2 separate regions of the Homo sapiens genome follow, and region 2 is linked to region 1. A link is a loop called in an ENCODE intact Hi-C map of the cell type or tissue named here. Cell type or tissue: dorsolateral prefrontal cortex. All regions are shown on one strand. Each heading gives the region's core, and the rest is flanking DNA. Links, peaks and the distances in the headings are about the cores only. Region 1 overlaps KLHL32 (kelch like family member 32). Region 2 overlaps KLHL32 (kelch like family member 32).

Evidence for each region. Hi-C counts contacts between places; a loop is a spot of excess contacts. Peaks named below come from ENCODE experiments on the same cell type or tissue, not always from the same donor. Only the 100,000 strongest peaks of a DNase experiment are listed, where the experiment ranks them.
Region 2: it touches region 1 in a loop (3-fold over the local background); 4 of 110 quality-filtered maps call a loop at or near these places.

The regions. Positions count from the first base shown.
Region 1 is chr6:97,047,175-97,058,404 of GRCh38, reverse strand. All of the region lies in intron 4 of KLHL32 (kelch like family member 32), which reads right to left. Among named protein-coding and RNA genes, the nearest start is that of KLHL32, 130 kb to the right of the region's middle. RefSeq lists silencers at 8,397-8,456, 8,358-8,652 and an enhancer at 8,637-8,696. In dorsolateral prefrontal cortex, for the core only: a CTCF peak has its summit at 4,376 (motif pointing right); a DNase peak (open chromatin) is centred at 5,814; H3K4me3 peaks cover 1,315 bases; H3K27ac peaks cover 7,674 bases.
Region 2 is chr6:96,985,916-96,997,145 of GRCh38, reverse strand. The region is part of intron 3 of KLHL32 (kelch like family member 32); the gene reads right to left. Among named protein-coding and RNA genes, the nearest start is that of KLHL32, 67 kb to the right of the region's middle. RefSeq lists an enhancer at 4,866-5,365. In dorsolateral prefrontal cortex, for the core only: no CTCF peak of the experiment used is centred there; DNase peaks (open chromatin) are centred at 3,665 and 6,485; H3K27ac peaks cover 6,387 bases.

The DNA of each region.
Region 1 (11,230 bases), core at 1,347-9,346:
GAAAAACTAAATAAATGGAAAGATGGCCCATGTCTGTGGATAAAAAGGACTCCATATTGTCAAGATGTCAGTTCTTCCCAACTCAATTTATAGATTCAATGTAATCTTATTCAAAATCCCACAGTTATTTTTTGTGTATTAACAAACAGATTCTAAAGCTTATATGAAGAAGCAAAAGACCCAAAATAGCCAACACGATGTTGAAGGAGAACAAAGTTGGAGGACTGACAATACCCGCTTCAAGACTAAAAAAAACTACAGTTATCAAGACAGTGTGACATTGGCAAAAGAAGAGAGAAACAGATCAATGGAACAGAACAGAGAGCTCAGAAACAGACTCACATAAATATGGTCAATGAAAGAGCATAGATAATATTATAGATAATATAATAATAATGGATAAAAGATAGTCTTTTCAAGAATGGGGCTAGATTAATTGGACACTCACATACAAAAATTGAACCTGGACACAGCTCTCAAATCCTTCACAAAAATAAACTCAAAACGGATTACAGATGTAGATGTAAAATGCAAAACTAGAAAACTCTTACAAGGTAACATAGGAGAAGATCTAGATAACTTTGGGTATGACAATGACTCTTTAGATACAGCACCAAAAACATGGTCCATGAAAGACATAATTGACAACTTGGACTTTTTTAAAATTAAAAACTTCTGCTCCACAAAATACACTATTAGGAAATTGAGAAGACAAGCCATAGGCTAAGAGAAAATATTTGCAACAGATACATCTGCTAAAGGAATGTTATCCAAAATATCAAAAAACAAGATCTTAACACTCAACAATGAAAAAAATGAACCATCTGATTTTTTGAAATGGGGGCGGGAGGGGGGTGTAAAAGATCTGAGCGGATACCTCACCAAAGAAGACAGGTGGCAAATAAGCATATAAAAAGATACTCGGCCGGGCGCGGTGGCTCACGCCTGTAATCCCAGCACTTTGGGAGGCCGAGACGGGCGGATCACGAGGTCAGGAGATCGAGACCATCCTGGCTAACACAGTGAAACCCCGTCTCTACTAAAAATACAAAAATTAGCCGGGCATGGTGGCGCGTGCCTGTAGTCCCAGCTACACAGGAGGCTGAGGCAGGAGAATGGCGTGAACCCGGGAGGCGGAGCTTGCAGTGAGTCGAGATCGCGCCACTGCACTCCAGCCTGGGCGACAGAGCGAAACTCCGTCTCAAAAAAAAAAAAAAAAAAAAAAAAAAAAAGATACTCACATAGGAAAACTGCATTTTTTGTACATATTTTGTTAGATTTACGCCTGTTTAATTTTTGGGGTATTAATTTCTAAAAATAGTTTTAACTTTTTAAAACAGTCCCCCAAACCCAAAAGATGAATAATATGTTGTGATACATGAAAATTATATGAAATTCAAATTTAAGTATAAATAGAGTTTTATTATAACATAGCTATGCTTATTCATTTACATATTTGTCTCTGGCAGTTTTCATGCTACAACAGCTAAGTTGAGTAGTTGCGAAATAAACTTTATTTACTTTTTAAAATAGAGACAGGGTCTTGCTATGTTGCCCAGCCTGGTGTCGAGCTCCGGGGCTCAAACGATCTTTCTGCTTTGGCCTCCCAAAGTGCTGAGACTATGGTCGTGACCCACTGCACCCAGCTGTGACAGAAACTTTATATGGCCTGAATTATTTACTGAATTATTTTTGGCTCCTCACAAAAAAAGTTTGCTGATCCTTGGTCTAGAGTATAGGTAGGGGCTGGGAGTCAATAGCATAAGATAATAGCAAGTTATTTGTCAATACCAAATAACTTGGGTCTGGATGACATCACCAAGGAAGCTAGTTGGATTAAACAGGAGGGTTCTGAAGCAGGAAGGATTTGAAGCCTACAGAGTGGGGAGGAGCAAGCAAAGCCACCTGGAAAGGAGTGACGGGAAGGCTGGTGGTGGCACAGAATAAAAGCCCACAGTGAGCAGTGTTACAAAGGCCAAGAGAGAATAGGCAGGCTGGTGGGCCGGGCCTGGTGGCTCACGTTTGTAATCCCAGCACTTTGGGAGGCCAAGGCGGGAGGATCACGAGGTCAGGAGATCAAGACCATCCTGGCTAACATGGTGAAACCCCGACTCTACTAAAAATACAAAAAATTAGCCGGGCGTGGTGGCGGGCGCCTGTAGTCCCAGCTACTAGGGAGGCTGAGGCAGGAGAATGGCGTGAACCCGGGAAGCGGAGCTTCCAGTGAGCCGAGATCGTGCCACTGCACTCCAGCCTGGGTGACAGAGCGAGACTTCATCTCAAAAAAAAAAAAAAAAAGAAAAAAAAAGAAAAAAAAAGAAAAGGGAGGCTGGCTATGCTGCACGAAGCTGTGAGGTCACATATGACAGTATTTAATTAGATTTGGCAATATTTGTGACTGCCAAGAACAGTTTTAGTGGAATGATGAAGATAAAAGCCTCCAGACTTGGAGTGGAAAAGTGAGTGATAAATGAGTGAAAGTGAGGAAAAATAACTTTATGTAACACTTTTCATAAGCTCTGCTGTGAGAAGAGTCAGAGAAATAAGTGGTAGCTCAAGAGGAATATAGAAATAAGAAGGGGTTTTTTTTTTTTTTTTTTTTTTTTTTAGACAGGTTCTCAGTCTGTTACCTCGGCTGGGGTGCAGGGGCACGATATCGGCCCACTGCAACCTCCACCTCCCAGGTTCAAGCAATTCTTTCACGTCAACCTCTCAACTAGCTGGGAGTACAGGCACATGTCACCACACCTGGTTAATTTTTGTATTTTTAGTAGAGACAGAGTTTCACCATGTTGGCCAGGATGGTCTTGAATTCCTGGCCTCAAGTAACCCACCTGCGTTGGCCTCCCAAAGTGCTGGGATTACAGGCATGAGCCACCACACCTGGCAAGAAAAGGATTCTTAAAGGTGAGCAATAGAATGCAGTAGAGGAGAAACTGATGGCAGAAGAGACAGCAGCAGGATAACAGGAGTGATATTGGACAGAGTCGGAGGGAGTGGATCTGGACCCTACGTGGGGGAGATTAGTCTCTGACAGTTCAGGGATACCCCTCCCACTGTAAAAGAGGGATATACCCAGAATAAGTTCAGAAACAGGGAGGGTTGAGAATTTGATGGTAAGATGATGAAGATCTTCCTTTCTGTTTCTATTTTCTCAATGGACGGTGACTTTTCCTTATGATATGTGTACTGGAGGTAGGTTAGTGAGGGGAATGTCTCTAAAAAGAGAAGAGAGAGGGTGAGAAACTCATCAAGAAGAGGAGGAAAGCAAATTTACTAGGGAAACAGATTAACATTGCCTGGCATTGGGTATCTGTCTGAGATTTGGGGTCATGGATTTGAAGTGAAAACAGTGACTTTCTCCAGTGCCAACCAGCAGAATTGATTCTTACAGTTGGATTCAACAAATAATTCTCCAAAGATGCCACAAGCTGGAATCAATTTTTATCCTCTCTTATATTTTTTTTAGACAGGATCTCACTCTGTTGCCCAGGCTGGGGCGCAGTGGCACGATATCAGCCCAATGCATCCTCTGCCTCCCGGGTTCAAGCAATTCTTCCACCTCAACCTCCCGAATAGCCGGGAGTACAGGCTGTATTCTTTGGGCTGTGCCAAGTTGTTCCTACTTTGACAGATACATGATACATAGAGATGAATGGCTATCATTAGTTTTTAAGGTGCTATATCTGTCTATTCAATTACTATAGAATAAATGCCTATTATTTTCTTCCTGCAAAGTATAATGCAAATTACTGTCTTATTTTTCAGGCAGTCCTTGACAAAGAACTACAACTCAATTATCCATTCTCCTACCTGAATTAGTGCAACTTTTGAAGCATCAAACATACTCAGGTATTTTTCTATGTTATATATGCAAATAATTCAGATCCCTGCTAATCCATTTCTTAAAAATGCAATGGTGTGTTGATCTGGCATTTCCAATCACAGTTTGACCTACTGTGAGAAAGCACCAATGTACATTTTCTCATCAGTGCATCCCTAACAACTAGTAAGTCCTTAGCATATAGTAGGTGTTCATTAAGTATTTGCTGAATTAATGAATCTAAATTTGAGAATAAAATGTAAATGGATGGTTTTTATGAAGTATACAAAAATAAAATATTCACAAGTTAACTTAGAGTATTCAATACATTCAAATTATGCCTTCATTTGAATGTTCTCATCATTATTTTACTCAAATGGAATATAACTTCCAATATAAATCATCTTAAAAGTACTGTTTAGCAAATTATTTATCCTGATATTAATTACAATTTGACCATATATTTTTGCTATCATGTTGCTTTCTTTTTAAAAAACTTAAGTTAGAATTGTAAAACTCCCATATACTGCTGCTTCATACAAATACTGAATACTTCCAGCAGAGGGCTCAAGAATTCTATTTTAAGGAAAAAAGAATTCCTTATTATGAATATTTAAGGAAAAGTGAAAGAAAAGAAAGAAAATAAGATGTTTTGTAGTCTATGCATACATTATGTGTAGTCTATGTATTTTGTAGTGTATGTGTAGTATATGCACAGACTACAAAATATCTATGTATGAATGCATAGTATATAAATAAAAATGCATAGTATATAAATAAAAGGCATAGTACACAATAAATTTATTTAATACATTTATTATATACTATGCATATAAATGCATAGTATATAAATTAAAAAAAACAAATGTACTTATATCTTACCTAATTCCAGAAAAGAAGTTGAAGTAAATTACAATCACAAAATCTTTATAAAATCACATAGACATATGGGCATCTGAAGAAAATGGGCATCCGAAGAAAGCAGAAAGATAACATATAACATGTAAGTAAGTGAGAATTTGAAGTGAAAATATTTTTTTACTTTTAGTCTTATTAATAATTTTATAAAAATTTGGGTTGTGTTTTTTCATTTTCAAAGATAAAGTAATTTCTTTTTATAGAATTTGCAGTATCCTTATATTTAGTGCTGAAACAAGGAGGAAAAAAATTTGGGAAATGTGTGGAATGATTTATTTATGGAGCAAGCTGGGAATTTGGAGGCACTTCATTTTCATAGGCAGAGCTAATGGGCTGTAGCATTCATGCCTACAACTAACATTAAGATCCCTCTGGGATTCCAAAAATGTTCAGAAAGAGGTCTCAAATCTTTTTATTCAGTCTAGTTACTTATTATCTTCTCTGCCTCATTTCAAAAAGGATCTGAGGCATCAATACAAGCATTTAAATATTAAGAATAAAAATAACTCAAAGCAAGAGAAAAGAGGAAACAATATGAGGTCAGGAGAGAATGTGTGTGCGTGTGTGTGTGTGTGTGTGTATCCATCCTCATAACTATTATAAGTGGGTCACAATGTGGCTCTATGCTTCCTAGCATCAAAACTGAAAAAGAAATGTAACCTAATGCAAGATTAAAAGGTGAAAATACTAAGGAGATTTCTAGATTCTCCAGACCCTGAGATGTAATGGAAATTTCCCAGCAGACATTAAGAGGGTTATTGAATGATTTGCTTGATAATACTTCTAATAATACCATCAGAAGTTTATATTATAGAACATTGCATAAAAAGTGAAGGTTAATAAAGAGATTATTTAAGACCCAGACATCCAGTTTTCTGGTTTTCTGGCTTGATCTAGGTATAAAATTTAAAATATTTAAGAAGTCCTTCTCAATCGAGTCAATACTACCTTCTCAGGGAAATTCGGAAATTTGCGGGGATATTTCTGGTCCTCCCAGGAGGGTGGGCAATATTGGCCTTTATTGGGCAGTGGCTGGGAGGCTAGATGCCAGGCAACACACAGGGCGGTCACCAACCATGAGGACTGACCTACAGCCTGCACGCCGGAATGCCCTGCTGGGTGTGCAAAGAAGTGAAACATTTGTTTACACAGATTGAAGCCCCGAACCTAACTCTGTTTTACATATAAACACATTCTTTGATGTTCTGTGTCAGAATACATTGGCTTTTCCAGGAATGCTACGCCCATAAAAACAAAGAGAAGACTGTTACTTTGTTTTGTTTAGAATTGTATAATACCAAGAGTTGTTCATTATTTTGGAAAATCATGTCACATGCCACCTGGGATCTGTCCTTGTGGTATCTGAGTTGACAGTACAACATTCATTCACCAGTCTGCATCTGCATGTGCATCTGCTGTCCCAATCATGGTGATTCTCCCTATGGGGGCAGACAGGAGACTACTTCATTATGTCTTTTGGAAGGGTTGTACCCCAGCATGTACACACTGAAATATAAAGGATTTTAAACACAAACTTCTTTCGTTTGTTCTTTTACATATGGTTAGGAAATTCTATTGGTGCTTAGAGTAATTTGTGTAAGTATGTTATATTGTCTAGGAATTTCATTTTAGGATAGTAAAGGTGGCCTTTTTATATTAAGGACTGACAGTTGAGGTTGAGAACCACCAAGCCAGATGAATAGACTGCATATCTTCTGGGGATCCTTTATGTGTAAAATTTCTCCTAAATGAACTTCTAGTAAGAGTTGTCCAGAAAACAGGATAAGGCTGGAGCACAATTGTTCTTTTTTTCTCAATAAGAGAAAAAGTTCATGTGCTTTAAAAATCCATCAATAGGCTGATATCTTCTTATGAAATTTAAGGAACTAACCAAGACTCCCCACTATATAAATGATTAACTTCCCTCCACTAAGATGATTTGAGGGAGCACCTAAAGGAAGGATCGAAATTTCTTTAGGAAATGATTCTGAGTGCAGTCAACACTCAGAAATTCACATGATCAAGAAGGAACAAAGTTGTAATGATTTCTGTGCTGTTTACCCACCATGGCAAAGTAAAAATCTCAGATGCACACCATGGATTATGAAATATGTAGCAATGGAACTTTCTGTTGAAACATTCAGAAGAAACAGGTGCACAGAAGTGCAAAACCCACTGAGTTAACTAGGAGGGTTGATCTACTGTTTGGAGTTACTGGATACTCGCCATTTCTACTTTGGAGAATGTCAGAGAAAGACTGTTTATTGCCCCACCTATGACAATAAAACCATTATCAAGAGCAAAAAGGAAATATTTCTTTTTCTATTCCCAATACTGGCAATGGGGTAGGGTGGGAGGTGCTGAGAGTTGGAAGGAGAATGGAGGAAAGAACAACAAATCCAGCTCATTTGAATGGATTTTTACACAAGGGAGATATGGTTAAAACACAGAAGGGGCCACACTCATCCTTGTCATCTATATTATCTAAGATATCTGGAGACCCTCACAGTGTTATCAGTGTGCATGATCTGTACATACGACCTCAGGCACCTTAGCCCACAGTGGGTTCCTCAGCACAGAATTGGTGCCAGAAAAGATTATAAATGCTGTAAGAATATTGTTCAAACACATGTGTTTTTTGTTTGTTTGTTTGTTTGTTTGAGATGGAGTTTTGCTCTTGTTGCCCAGGCTGGAGTGCAGTGGCATGATCTCGGCTCACTGCAGCCTCCACTTCCCGAGTTCAAGCGGTTCTCCTGCCTCAGCCTCCTGAGTAGCTGGGATTACAGATGTCCACCGCCACACCTGGCTATTTTTTTTATTTTTAGTAGAGATGGGGTTTTGCCATGTTGGCCAGGCTGGTCTCAAACTCCTGACCACAGGTGATCTGCCCACCTCGGCCTCCCAAAGTGCTGGGATTACAGGCATGAGCCACTGCGTCCAGCCCACATTGTGTTTTCATTAGGTGACTGAGTTTAATAATATTCCAAAGGAAAATGTCTGTGCCTGAAATGTGACTATTACTCAAGTAGAATGCTAGATTAATGTAATAGAGTCTGCCCCTATTTTTGTTATTTCACTCCGGATGGCTTTCAAGCCCCACCTTTCCCTATTTTCCTGCTTGCCTTACATCTGAGCAAAGGTTTAAAAAAGCCTGAAAACTCTCTCCAAAATACACAAGCCCTACCTGCGGGTAGCCCTTGCCCCTGCCCCACAATAAAAGCCAAAGCCAGCCATACCTCCATGCTCTCTCAAGCCATTTTTGCACCTGCTTAGGAGTCACCCTGCTCTCTCCAGAAAGCCTCATTATGTGAGGAATAAACCTTTTCACATCCTGTTGGGGTGTGTGGCATTATCAGTCTCAACATCCAAATCAGATTTTGGGTTGGGGGGTTGCGCATTCTATTTCTGCCAAGTGACAGCAAGAAAATGAAGACATAAATTTATAAATTATTTGGGAAAACAGGAATACATTTTTCAAAAATCAAAACATACTGAATTGGAAAGCTGATCTTAGAAGGGTGGCCACAGTTAAACTTCTTTGCACAGAGACATTTTAGACATGAATCTGCTGAACGAATGGCTTTATGATTCTTGCAGCACAAACTAGACTCTGAGCACATTCTGACTGGATAGCACAGAGAAATTTAATAAAGGAGAACAGACTGGCGTGAAGCAAAGACTGTCACTTAGAATTGGCCCTGCCCTACAGGTGGGAGGCCCTCCTACATGACCTGACTGTGAATCAGCTGTTCTCTGTGAGAAAGAGACAGGTCTTGGGACCAACAAAGCTGTTCATATTTTATGACTTCACTGTCAAACAGGAAGCAGACTAATCTGCTTGTTTGTTTCAATAATGCACTGATAAAAGAGAAAATCTACCCCAAGGCAAATAACTAGTTTCAAAAGATCTAAAAAAGCAAAAAAGTAACTGATGAAATTCAAACTTCCTCTTTTGTTTCACACTTCTCAAACTTTCCATGTCAACACTCCAGTTATGGACTCTGGCATAGCTCTGACAAGAAGGTAAGGAGAAATGTCACTTTCTGCAAAATTCAAAATAAAGTAGTTCCCCCCCGCCCCCCGTTATCGACGGTTTCGCTTTCTACGGTTTCAGTTACCCATGGTAAACTGCAGTCCAAAAACATTAAATAGAAAATTCTAGAAATAAACGATTCATGAGTTTTAAATTATGCACCATTCTGAGTGGCATGATGCAATCTCCCACCATCCCACTCTGTCCTACCAAGACATGAATCATTCCTTTGTTCAGCATATCCTCATTGTAGATGCTCTCTGCCTGTTAGTAACCTAGTAGCCCTCTGGGTTATCAGACCACTGTGGCAGTATCTCAGTGCTTGTGTTTATTTTACTTAATAATGGCCCCAAGGTACAAGAGAAGTGATGCTGGTGTATTGTTATAATTGTTCTACTTTATTGTTAGTAATTGTTGTTAATCTTATTGTGCCTAATTTATAAACTAAATTTTATGACAGGTGTGTATGGATAGGAAAAAAACATAGTATATATAGGGTTTGGTACTTATCTGAGGTTTCAGGCATCCACTGGGGTCTTGGAATATAGCCCCAGCAGGTAAGGAAGGGATGCTATATTCTTCCTTAAAATGTGGATTTCACTGTGTACCCTCCAGAGTGCAAGGCACAGTGGAGGTGCCTCAGGGCCTTTTACTTGCCAGGTAGGTACTGCCAGCTAAAGAAAGGATTGGGAAGCTAAAATATTTAAACCACTGAATAGTCTTAACACTACTCCTGAGAGAAACATTTTAAAAATTTTCTCCCATGTTTGCTCCATGTGCTACTATTTAGCTCAATTGGGTTATATTTATAAGTAAATCCGACAGAGACTTTCTCCATATAAATGGATACTTCTACCCCTGAAGGGATGGTCCATGAGAAAGCAGATCCAATTAAGATTCCTGTCACTCTGCTGCCTGGCCTGATGCTCAGGTCTCCCGAGAAAAGTATTCTGCTGTGGGGAATACAGTTTCAATGATCATCAAAATGTAATGCACAGTGTTTGCATTATCAGGGCTATATAAAAAAAGTCATGTGAACTTATTAGGGAACCAAATGACAATCAAAAAAACAAAGTTACTATGGTGAGACCTCTGACTGAATGAATATTTTTAAAGTAATTTTTCCCTTAACAGAGTATGATAGTTTTCTTGATTGCCAAAAGGCTTCAAAATAAGAACAGTAATGGTGATACAATATTTCCTTGTAAAGATCGTATTGAAGCATTCTCTGGGTCAGAGAAATGTATTTAGGGTGACTATCCCCCAAGAGATGGGTTCTTCTATGATTTTCAGAAGCCAAGGGCTGGAGTTACTGAATAATAAAGAGAAATGCAAGGGAACACAGATCCCAAGGCATCCTTCTTCAGAAGCCCGGATATGACATAATTGGTTCACAGCTGACAGAGTTAGCAGTGCCTGGAAGTGGAGAATTGTAAAGGGGACTATAAACGTCACTATCATTTGGTGCAGAGTTTATCTCTCCACTGGGTTTCTGGAACCTCTTCATCAGTCTCCAAGGGACAGAAAAGGAGGAGAGCTCTCCGGAAATTAAGAGGAAGCTAACTAGGTTTCAACCCTTCCTCCACTACATGTAAGGTATTTATCACAGTGCTTGGCATATAGTGTATATTCCTTGACATCATCATAGCCAGAGTGTTAAACAATAAACTTTATTGTGGTTCGCAGTCCTATTTGCTTCCATTTCGGTCCTAAGGTACTCAAATTTCTAAAGGCTTATCCCAAGGCCTTTGGTGCTGGAAGTTCTACTTTCCAAGCAGGGCTCTTCTTTTTATAAAAGGGTCTTGATGTTTTCTGCTCTTCACTGTCAGGCTGGGTTTTTTGGTTTTTGCTTTTTGATTTTCTAAAAACACCTGCCTGCTCCTGGGTGGCTGACCTCTTGTCTAGTTTGGACTGGGATCCATCTCCCAGGCAACATTTCCATCAGAGTATTTCTCTTCCTTCTTCCTCATACCTCTTCTACTCAGGACTGGTCTGAAACATGAAAAAACTTGGCCACAGTTTCAAAGTGAGGAGAGTAAGGGAGGCCAGAGTAACAGGATGGGCCCTCTTGCCCACCAGTGTAACTGGAGTTTGTATTTTCTTAGATTCACTTTGTCCTTTTCTCTCTAAGGCAGATCTGCCCAGAGTCAGTTTATGTCACCATTTGCTTCCAACCTTGCTCCCAAAACAAGCCCTGCAGAGCAAGAGCAGCCTGGCCTCTATGCCCTCCACCATTGGTTCTGCTGTAATAATGGCCTCCATGCATGGCTGTGCAAGGACACCCATGAAGACTGCACTGCATCCCAAGGTCTATTCAAGCAGTGTCCCAAACACAGTGTGCCCAGAAGAAGGGCATATTTCTCATTAGTGCAAAGGCAGAGTGAATGCTTATGCAGCCCTGTTTGCTACTTGATAGGAAATGCATGCATTTTCAGAATATGTATTAATATTAAGAG
Region 2 (11,230 bases), core at 1,715-9,714, 62 kb after region 1:
TGTCTTGTGCCTGCTCTTTTCCCAACACTCTCCAGACCTCAAGCCTTTGGTCAGCATGAACATCCCTTTGCTCCCATGCTCCCTGACCCTCAACCACACTCACTCTTGTCTTTCCTCCCCATCGCCATCCATCACAATGTCCTGTTTACCTACCTCCCAACCCATTCCTCAAACTTACCCTCTTCTCTCCAGCCATCTGCTCCTTGCTTACTTCAGGCCATCATCAGCTCTTACTTAACCACTTTTCATGCCCCTAATGTGAATTATTAAAATTTGGGCTTCCTGTTCTTTATTTTTAAAATAGAGATGACAGTAATACCCATCTTACAAGTTTCTCTAGAGGATTAAATGAGTTTGATACACATAAAACATTTAGAATAGTTGCCTGAGAACAGTAAGTGCTCAATTAATTATTATTTAATATTAATTAGTTATTATTGTTATTGCTTGAGAATGTTGAAGAGAGGAAAAGGGATAAAAATAAGGTTAGAGCCCAAAATACCACGCCAAAACTGGTATACCAATTACATTATATTGCAGTCATTTGGTCACTTGTTTCTAACTCCTGCCAGACTACGAATTCATTCAGTGTCTAGAAAATGGTAGGTATGTAACAAATACTTATTTATTGAATTTTTAAAAACCTATTTATTTCTAATTACATATTATACTCATTTATAGTCTTTTATGTAATTTTAATCAAATAGCAACTAGAAAGTAGGATTATAAAATACATGAAACACAGATTGTTGTTGTTGTTGTTGTTTTAATCATGGGATTTATGCCCTTTTCTCAATTCTAAAAATTACATAGGCAGGAGCACGCCCAGCCTCTAACGGAAAAAGATGCTCAAATATTTAATTTTCCAAAATGTCATATTTGAATCACTTTACCAACACATATACGAAGTTATGTTAGACAGTCAAGACATCTGTTTCCCTGGCCAGAAACTGTAGGCGTTCATGGAGATTTAAGCTGGAGATAGCAAATGTTAGACAACAGCTTCCAGAACCTACAGAGTGGCCCGCAGCCCAGGGCTGCCCACGCTGGGCCCTGTAACTTATGTGTACCCACTGTCAGAGGGGCTTCCAAGGAAGCAGGGAGAAGAGGCTGACTTGTCCCCACCACTCGAGGCCCCTCATTTCTCTTGCTATCTCTGTTTCAATACTTCCTCACTTAATAGTGTTCAACAGTAGTTTGGTGGACTTCACTAGTGTTTAGTTGGTCACAATCTCTCTGAGATGTTACTGGTAAGGGGGCTGCCACACATAGTACATAATCTTTAATTCCTGGAAGGTGACAAGCTGAAAGTATTAAGATTTCAAAAAAGGGGAACCTTACATATGAACTTAACGCGGTGGCAGAGGGTGATCAGGATAGGGCTTCATGAGAGACATCATATTTGTTGGTTGTGAGAAACCTTGGAAGATGGACAGGGTAGACTAAGAGCTGAACAGGAAGTTACAGGTGGAAAGAATGGTCACTAGCAAAGCTGAGAAGTGCAAAGGCCCTGAGGTGGAAAGAATGTGTTTGGAGAATAGTGTGGCTACAACACTGGATAAACAGACAAGGGAACAAAGGGGAGGGTGAATGATGATGAGACAGTGTGAAGCCACTCCTGGAGCCTGGTAGGCAGGAAGTGAGGGGCTCAGGAATACCTTAGCAGGAAGGGAAAGTTAGTCATGGAGTCATCTGCACAATGGTTTGAAAAAGAACAGCCAGAGGAGGAGAAAAGTTAAATGGCTACTGGAATGCTCTAAGCAAGAGGGAAGGTGGTGACAGAGTCAGGAAATGAAAAGTTGGGAAAGGATGAAATTAAAAAGTTATTCTGACCCATCAAAAAGTGAGTGAACCTGCAGTAGCTGAGCCTAACAATTAACTGAACTTCCTTCACCGTAACACCTAGGCAGAACATGACCAGGAATTTCAAGTTAGTCCAAGAAGTGAAACAGCTCACATTTATTGAGTGTCAGGTACTATGCTTGGAGCTTTATATACCATATCTCACTTAAGTCTCTGTATCAACCCATCCAGAGAACTATGCTTGGTGATTATCAATGTATAGATGAAAAAACATAGGTTCACAGAAGTAACGGGATTTGGCTATGTTCATAGAATGGATAGTGAAGAAGATGAGTAACCCCACAAACATTTATTAAAATAGTGCCTACTATTTGCCAGGTAGTGTGGGAAACAATGGTGAACAGAACAGACAGATTAGGTCCCTGCTGCTAGATTCAAACTCAAATCTGACTCATAAGCTCATCCCTTTCTTCTTTCCACAACTACTTTGCACTTTGATGAAAGAAGTCCTGGTCTGACTGTTACAGCATCTGGCTAATGCTATGCTGTGCTCACACTGCTTAAATTAAGCCTAACATTTTTGTTATTTTTTAAAGCATTATTATCTGGCTGAAAAATGTGTTTTTTCACTTTCTTTTAAAATGGTGATGATCACAGGAACTCATAGTACTTTGCACGCAACTAATCATTCATTAATCATATTTTAAACAAGAAAAGCTGATATTAACTCACAGACCAATATAAAGGAAAAGATCCATCAAAGCTTCGGCCTTCTTACTCTTGCAGTCCCACCTTCCCTGAATCAGAACAACAATTACTTGAGCTTCAAAATAAACTGCCAAATATCAGAGTACAGAGCACAAAAATCTACTTTATACCAAAGTACTTAATTAACTTGAACATATCACACTAAAAGGAAAAAAAACATAAATAATTTGTATAGTTTTATTTTCCGGATATTAAGAATTGAAATATAAATGGAACTATAAAATATTAGAAAACATTTCTTCATTCCCTTAATAAATATTTATTGAGCCTTTATGAAACATGAGGCAACATTATGAGTATTGTGAGAGGCACAAATTACTAAGACAGGATACTCTTTCCAGATGTTTCAGTTTGATAGAGTATAAGACACAAGGAAAACAAATATTCTAGTTTAGGGCATGTGACTGTTGGGAGACAATTCTCCATGAGTTTCTTGCATTTTGGCATATATTGTGAATGAGACAACTGTTTTTTGTTCTGAACTTTCTTTTCAAGGATGTTTCTATAGCAAACAGCCTTGGAAGACAGAGTAGTATCTCCCTCCAGAGCAAGGGGTAGGTTTGTTTACAATCCTGGAAGATACAGTATCTCTATGTAGAGCAAAGGGTAGCATGCTTACTGTCCAGAATAATAATGTCTCTCTCCAGAGCAAAGGGTAGACATGTTTGCTACTCATTATAAAAGACTCCGGTTCCCTAACCTCAATGATATTCTCCCATAACACAACTCACTCACAAGCTGGCCCTCTTCATGTCATCCTGTGGGAATTGGGGCTCAGAAAAGAGGTGCAAAAATGCTGAGACTTGATTACTACTGCCATTATGAGGATAAACTCCTTTGTTTCTGATTAGGAGTCTTATGTCTTCTACCAGCATCTATAACAGTGTGGTAGCCTGACTAGTTAGCTTGCAAGTAGGGTAAAAATCTCAGAATTTTGATAGTTCCTGACAGGAGAAGGGTGCAACAATGGCAACAAAATGTTCCCCTACTTGTGTCTATGCCCTTTTGTACACCCTCTTAAAATGATTCTGATGATTCTGGACTTGGCCATCTGACTTGCTCGGCCAGCAGGGGGGACATTAGCAAACAAGACCCAAACAGAAGCTTGAGAAGCACTTGTGCCTTGAGGCTGGTCCTCTTGTGTTCTTAGGATTTAGTTGCCACGTGAAAATGCCTAGGCTAGTTTCTAAATACATGGCCCAGCTTCCCTTACCACCCCAACCAACAGCCTACCAATCACCAGCCATGTCAACAAGGCCAACTTAGATCACTAGCCTCCAATCAACCCTTTGATTAACCACTGATGCAAAAGCAAATCCAGTAGAGATCAGCTGAGCTGACAGACCAGAACAATTCAGCCTCTAGGTTTTCGGGTACTTTGTTATGCAGCAAAAGCTAACAGAAAATACTGAGTATAAGGAAAAAATTACTTCCAGTATGGTATCTATATTACAAGCTCCATAGGGCTCAGCCTATGTCTCTTAAATACCAAAACTCCAGCACTTAGCACTGCCCAGATAACAGTTAAGTGCCAACTGCTCCAACTTTATTCGGCTTTCTCCATCTGAACAATCAGTGCACAAGTCAGTGAATTTTCATCTTACAAGCAGCTTATGAGACTGAAGGAAATGCACATGAATCCAGCAGAGCACACAGCTTAAGTGGAAACGGCACAACTTGGTACTGAGGGAGACAGATGTGTGAAAATCAGCTCTTCTACTTTATATCTGGCAGTCCCTGGGCAAATTATTTAAACATATCGTAATTTAGTTCCCACACCTGCAAAATGCAAATAATGAAGTTTCTCCAGAGGCTTTATAATATAGGTATTACAAAGGAGGCACTCTTTGTGCATAACCTATTAGAGTATGAGGGGCATTGTGGTGGAAGAGTTGAGAAACTGGGAGTAGCAGCAAACACCGTTAAATGCCAACAAGTGAAATGGTCTCTTGCACTCACATGCGCGCACGTATTGATACGCTCTCCCCTCTCTCTCTCACACATACACAAATGTGCGAAATCAAATCATTTCCCAAAATGAAATTCAAAACCGGGATTCCAGCCAAGATGGCTGACTAGAAGCAGCTAGTGCGCATTGCTCTCAGAGAGAGAAGAGAGTAGTGAGTAAACATTAGCTCTTCAACTGGATTATCCAAGTGGACACTTTCATCAAGGAAGCAATACAATCCACACAGAAGTGAGAAGAGTGAGACAGGACAACTGCCCACCGGGGAGAGGCGAAGAGCCAGGGGAGGCCCCCCACAGCCAGGAAACGGTGAGTGAGTCAGTGAGAGTCCCTGGGGACCCACACTTCTGCCATGGACCTTTGCAACCCTGGGTCCCGGGAGCCATGGATCCCCTGGTACCGGACACCGGCAGCTGCATCTCTGGCAACAAGAGAGGTCAGGCTCCCGCACAGGCCCACCAGGATGGGGGCAAATCCACAGGGCTGAGCAGCAGATGGAGTGCACGCCTCACCTCCACTGCACCTCGCCAGACATGGCCCACTGGCCTGGGACTCTACTGCGGCCATCGCAGCCCTGCCTGAGCTCTCGGGTCGCAGGCAGGCCGCCATTTCTGCCGCTCGGAAGCCCTCGCTCTTGCTGCCCTCAGGCTGGGGAGGGAGCACAGTGATTAGGGACTATCATAGACCCCCAGCACAGCGCAGCCACCTTACCCGGAAAAGCGGCCTGTTTTCAATGCCGTCCCCCGCCCCTGCTACTCCTCACTGGGCAGGGCCTCTAGATCTGCGACCTTGGCCACTCCCTGCTAGGGCTCTCCGCGGTAGCAGCTCTGCACTTTCTTGGAAGGGATCTCCCGGAGGTAACAGGCAAGCTACTACTTTTGCTGCTCTGAAGCCCTCGCTCCTGTGGCTCTCCGGCTTGGGAAGGAACGCAGTGATCAGGCACTAAGGCAGAGCTGCCTTACAGAAAAGCGGCCAGTTTTCCACACAGGTCCCCACCCTGCTACCCCTCAATGGGCAGGATCTCTCCACCTGGGCGCCTAGCACAACCGCCCTGCCCTGGCCTGAACATGTCAGTTGGTGGCAGCTCTGTGTTTCTTTGGGGAGGAAATCCCCAGAGACAACCCATAGCCCCTCTGCCATTACAGCTGCGATGGGTACCACCCTTACTGCATTGGGGAAGGAACAAAGGGCCTGGTTGCTATGCTGACATCCCTAGCACACCCAGCCACCATACGGAGAGAAACCCAATGTCTCTTCTCTGTGAGCTCCCACCCTGTATTCTTCCCCAGGAAGGACCCTTCAGCTGGAATTGCAGAGCAGACACCCCACCCCCAGCTGAGCATTTCCACTGCTAGTGGCTCTAAGTTTCCCTGGGAGGGGCTCCCAGAGGCAACCAACAGACCCTCTGCCACCGCCAGTGCACTGGTCCTGCCCTTGCTGCCCTTGCATTGGGGAAGGAACAAAGAACCTGAGGGCTTCACCTGCACTCCCAGCACCAAAACCGCCATAAGGAGAGGAGCCCAGTCTCTCCTCCCCATGAGGCCTTGACCCCCTGCGCTTCACCAAGCAGGGCCAGTAGTGCAGTCACCACAAGCCCCGATTAAACATTCCCATTAGTAACGGGTCTGTGATTCTCTGTGGTGGAGCTCCTAGACAAAACCGAAAGCCCCTCTGCCACTGCCACTGCAGTGGTACTTCCCTTGCTGCCCTTGGACTAAGGAAGGAACAAAGACCTTAAGTGCTTTACCTACACCTCCAGAAACCACAGCCATCTTAAAGAGAAGAGGCCAGTCTAGCTCACCTATGAGCCTCCAATGCTCCCTGCTCATCACCAAGCAAGCCCCGCCCCCACCCCAGCTTGGGCCCATAACACAGCTGCCCAACTCTGGGCCAATCACACCAACTGGTAGCAGCTCCGTATTTCTCTGGGCTGGAGCCCCAAGAGACAAGTGAATGGCTCTCTGCTACAGCCACTGCCAAGGTCCCTCCCTCTGCTGCCTCCAAGTTGGAGAGGACACACAAAGCCTGAGCTCACCCCAGAGCTGCAGTGTGCACCCTGGGAGTGCCAATCCAAGATCTGCAGCCAGAAATTGACTGGGAGAAGAAACTACACTTTCAGAGCACTAAGAGGGAGCACAGCTGAAATCGAGAGGAAATACAGAGGAGCCACGTGGTTGAGCAAGAACTTACCATTATACTTAAGCACCATTTACTGGATCACAGCCCAAACTTCAACACCAAAAATACTTGCTAACATAACCCCCACCCCCATAAAAACAAGGACAAGAAATCAGCTGCAAATAAAGATCCTGCACAAAGCCTCAGCCCTTTGAAAACATCCAGAAAAGAGGCAACTGAATGTACTCAAATTGTAACTGTGAAAGGAACATCAGCACACAGAGATAAGAAAGAACTAGTACAAAAACTCTGGCAAGTCAAAAAGCCAGAGTGTCTTTTTCTCCAAACAACTGCACTAGTTCCCCAGCAAGTGTTCTTAACCAGGCTGAAATGGCTGAAATGACAGACAGAGAATTCAGAATATGGATGAGAATGAAGATCATCACAATTCAGGAGAAAGTTGAAACCCAATCCAAGGAATCCAAGGATTACAATAAAATTATATAAGAGCTGAAAGATGAAATGGCCATTATAAGAAAGAAACAAACTGATCTGATAGAGCTGACAAACAGTACAAGAATTTCATAATAATAATCGCACTTTTTTTTAACAGCAGAATAGACCAAGCTGAGGAGAGAATCTCAGAGCTTGAAGGCTGGTTTCTGAACTAATTCAGTCAGCCAAAAGTTTAAAAAATGAGTAAATCCTCCAAGAAATATTGGATTATGTAAAGAGACCACAGGTAAGACAAATTGGTATCCCTGGAAGAGAGGGGGGGAGAAAAAGCAACTTGGAAAACATATTTGAGGATATTATCCAGAAAAATTTCCCAAGTTTCATTAGAGAGGTGAACATTCAAATTCAGGAGATGTAGAGAATTTCTGCAAGATACTATACAAGACGACCATCCCCAAGACGCACAGTTGTCAGATTCTCCAAGGCTCACATGAAAGAAAAAAATATTAAAGGCAGCTAGAGATAAAGGGCAAATCACATATACAAACAGAAACCCATCAAGCTAACAGCATGCCTTTCAAAAGAAACCCTACAAGCCTGAAGAGATTGGGGCCTATATTCAGCATTCTTAAAGAAAAAAATTCCATCCAAGAAATTCATATCCAGCCAAACTCAGCTTCATAAGTGAAGGAGAAATAAAATCCTTTTCAGACAAGCAAATGCTAAGGGAATTCATTACCAACAGACCTGGCTTAACATAGGCACTTAAGGGAGTGCTAAATATGGAAATGAAACATCATTACCAGCTACCACAAAAACACTTATGTATATAGGCCACTGATACAATAAAGCAACCACACAATCAAGTCTGCATAATAACCAGCTAACAACACAATGAAAGGAAAATCCACACATGTCAATATTTTTTTTATTATACTTTAAATTTTAGGGTACATGTGCACAACGTGCAGGTTTGTTACATATGTATACATGTGCCATGCTGGTGTGCTGCACCCATTAACTTCTCATTTAACATTAGGTATATCTCCTAATGCTATCCCTCCTCCCTCCCCCAACCCCACAACAGGCCCCAGTGTGTGATGTTCCCCTTCCTGTCTCCATGTGTTCTCATTGTTCAATTCCCACCTGTGAGTGAGAACATGCGGTGTTTGGTTTTTTGTCCTTGCAACAGTTTGCTGAGAATGATGGTTTCCATCTTCATCCATGTCCCTACAAAGGACATGAACTCATCCTTTTTTATGGTTGCATAGTATTCCATGGTGTATATGTGCCACATTTTCTTAATCCAGTCTATCATTGTTGGACATTTGGGTTGGTTCCAAGTCTTTGCTATTGTGAATAGTGCTGCAATAAACATACGTGTGCATGTATCTTTATAGCAGCATGATTTATAATCCTTTGGGTATATACCCAGTAATGGGATGGCTGGGTCAAATGGTATTTCTAGTTCTAGATCCCTGAGGAATCGCCACACTGACTTCCACAATGGTTGAACTAGTTTACAGTCCCACCAACAGTGTAAAAGTGTTCCCATTTCTCCACATCCTCTCCAGCACCTGTTGTTTCCTGACTTTTTAATGATTGCCATTCTAACTGGTGTGAGATGGTATCTCACTGTGGTTTTGATTTGCATTTCTCTGATGGCCAGTGATGATGAGCATTTTTTCATGTGTCTTTTGGCTGCATAAATGTCTTCTTTTGAGAAGTGTCTGTTCATATCCTTCACCCACTTGTGGATGGGGTTGTTTGTTTTTTTCTTGTAGATTTGTTTGAGTTCATTGTAGATTCTGGATATTAGCCCTTTATCAGATGAGTAGATTGCACAAATTTTCTCCCATTCTGTAGGTTGCCTGTTCACTCTGATGGTAGTTTCTTTTGCTGTGCAGAAGCTCTTTAGTTTAATTAGATCCCATTTGTCTATTTTGGCTTTTGTTGCCATTGCTTTTGGTGTTTTAGACATGAAGTCCTTGCCCATGCCTATGTCCTGAATGGTATTGCCTAAGTTTTCTTCTAGGGTTTTTATGGTTTTAGGTCTAACATGTAAGTCTTTCATCCATCTTGAATTAATTTTTGTATAAGGTGTAAGGAAGGGATCCAGTTTCAGCTTTCTACATATGGCTAGCCAGTTTTCCCAGCACCATTTATTAAATAGGGAATCCTTTCCCCATTTCTTGTTTTTGTCAGGTTTGTCAAAGATCAGATGGTTGTAGATATGCCGCATTATTTCTGAGGGCTCTGTTCTGTTCCATTGGTCTATATCTCTGTTTTGGTACCAGTACCTTGCTGTTTTGGTTACTGTAGCCTTGCAGTATAGTTTGAAGTCAGGTAGCGTGATGCCTCCAGCTTTGTTCTTTTGGCTTAGGATTGTTTTGGCAATGCAGGCTCTGTTTTGGTTCCATATGAACTTTAAAGTAGTTTTTTCCAATTCTGTGAAGAAAGTCATTGGTAGCTTGATGGGGATGGCATTGAATCTATAAATTACTTCAGGCAGTATGGCCATTTTCATGATATTGATTCTTCCTACCCATAAGCATGGAATGTTCTTCCATTTGTTTGTATCCTCTTTTATTTCATTGAGCAGTGGTTTGCCAACGAGAACAAAGACACAACATACCAGAATCTCTGGGACACATTCAAAGCAGTGTGTAGAGGGAAATTTATACCACTAAATGCCCACAAGAGAAAGCAGGAGAGATCTAAAATTGACACCCTAACATCACAATTAAAAGAACTAGAGAAGCAAGAGCAAACACATTCAAAAGCTAGCAGAAGGCAAGAAATAAGTAAGATCAGAGCAGAACTGAAGGAAATAGAGACTCAAAAAACCCTTCAAAAAATCAATGAATCCAGGAGCTGGTTTTTTGAAAAGATCAACAAAATTGATAGACCGCTAGCAAGACTAATAAAGAAGAAAAGAGAGAAGAATGAAATAGATGCAATAAAAAATGATAAAGGGGATATCACCACTGATCCCATAGAAATACAAACTACTGGGGGGTGGAGCCAAGATGGCCGCATAGGAACAGCTCCAGTCTACAGCTCCCAGCGTGAGCGATGCAGAAGACAGGTGATTTCTGCATTTCCAACTGAGGTACTGGGTTCATCTCACTGGGGAGTGTCAGGAAGTGGGTGCAGGACAGTGGATGCAGTGCACCAAGCATGAGCTGAAGCAGGGCGAGGCATCGTCTCACCCAGGAAGTGCAAGGGGTCAGGGAATTCCCATTCCTAGTCAAAGAAAGGGGTGACAGATGGCACCTGGAAAATCGGGTCACTCCCACCCTAATACTGTGCTTTTCCAACGGTCTTAGCAAATGGCACACCAGGAGATTATATCCCGTGCATTGCTTGGAGGGTCCTACACCCACGAAGCCTCGCTCATTGCTAGCACAGCAGTGGGAGATCCAACTGCAAGGCAGCAGCCAGGCTGGGGGAGGGGCGCCCGCCATTGCCAAGGCTTGAGTAGGTAAACAAAGCAGCCAGGAAGCTCGAATTGGGTGGAGCCCACCACAGCTCAAGGAGGCCTGCCTGCCTCTGTAGACTCCACCTCTGGGGGCAGGGCACAGCCAAACAAAAGGCAGCAGAATCCTTTGCAGACTTAAATGTCCCTGTCTGACAGCCTTGACGAGAGTAGTGGTTCTCCCAGCATGCAGTTGGACATCTAAGAACGGACAGACTGCCTCCTCAAGTGGGTCCCTGACCCCTGAGTAGCCTAACTGGGAGGCCCCCCCCATTAGGGGCAGACTGACACCTCACACGGCCGGATACTCCTCTGAGACAAAAATTCCAGAGGAACGATCCGGCAGCAACATCTGCTGTTCACCAATATCTGCTGTTCTGCAGCCTCCACTGGTGATACCCAGGCAAACAGGGTCTGGAGTGGACCTCCAACAAACTCCAAAAGACCTGCAGCTGAGGGTCCTGACTGTTAGAAGGAAAACTAACAAACAGAAAAGACATCCACACCAAAACCCCATCTGTACGTCACCATCATCAAAGACCAAAGGTAGATAAATCCACAAAGATAGGGAAAAAACAGAGCAGAGAAGCTGGAAACTCTAAAAATCAGAGCACCTCTCCTCCTCCAAAGGACACAGCTCC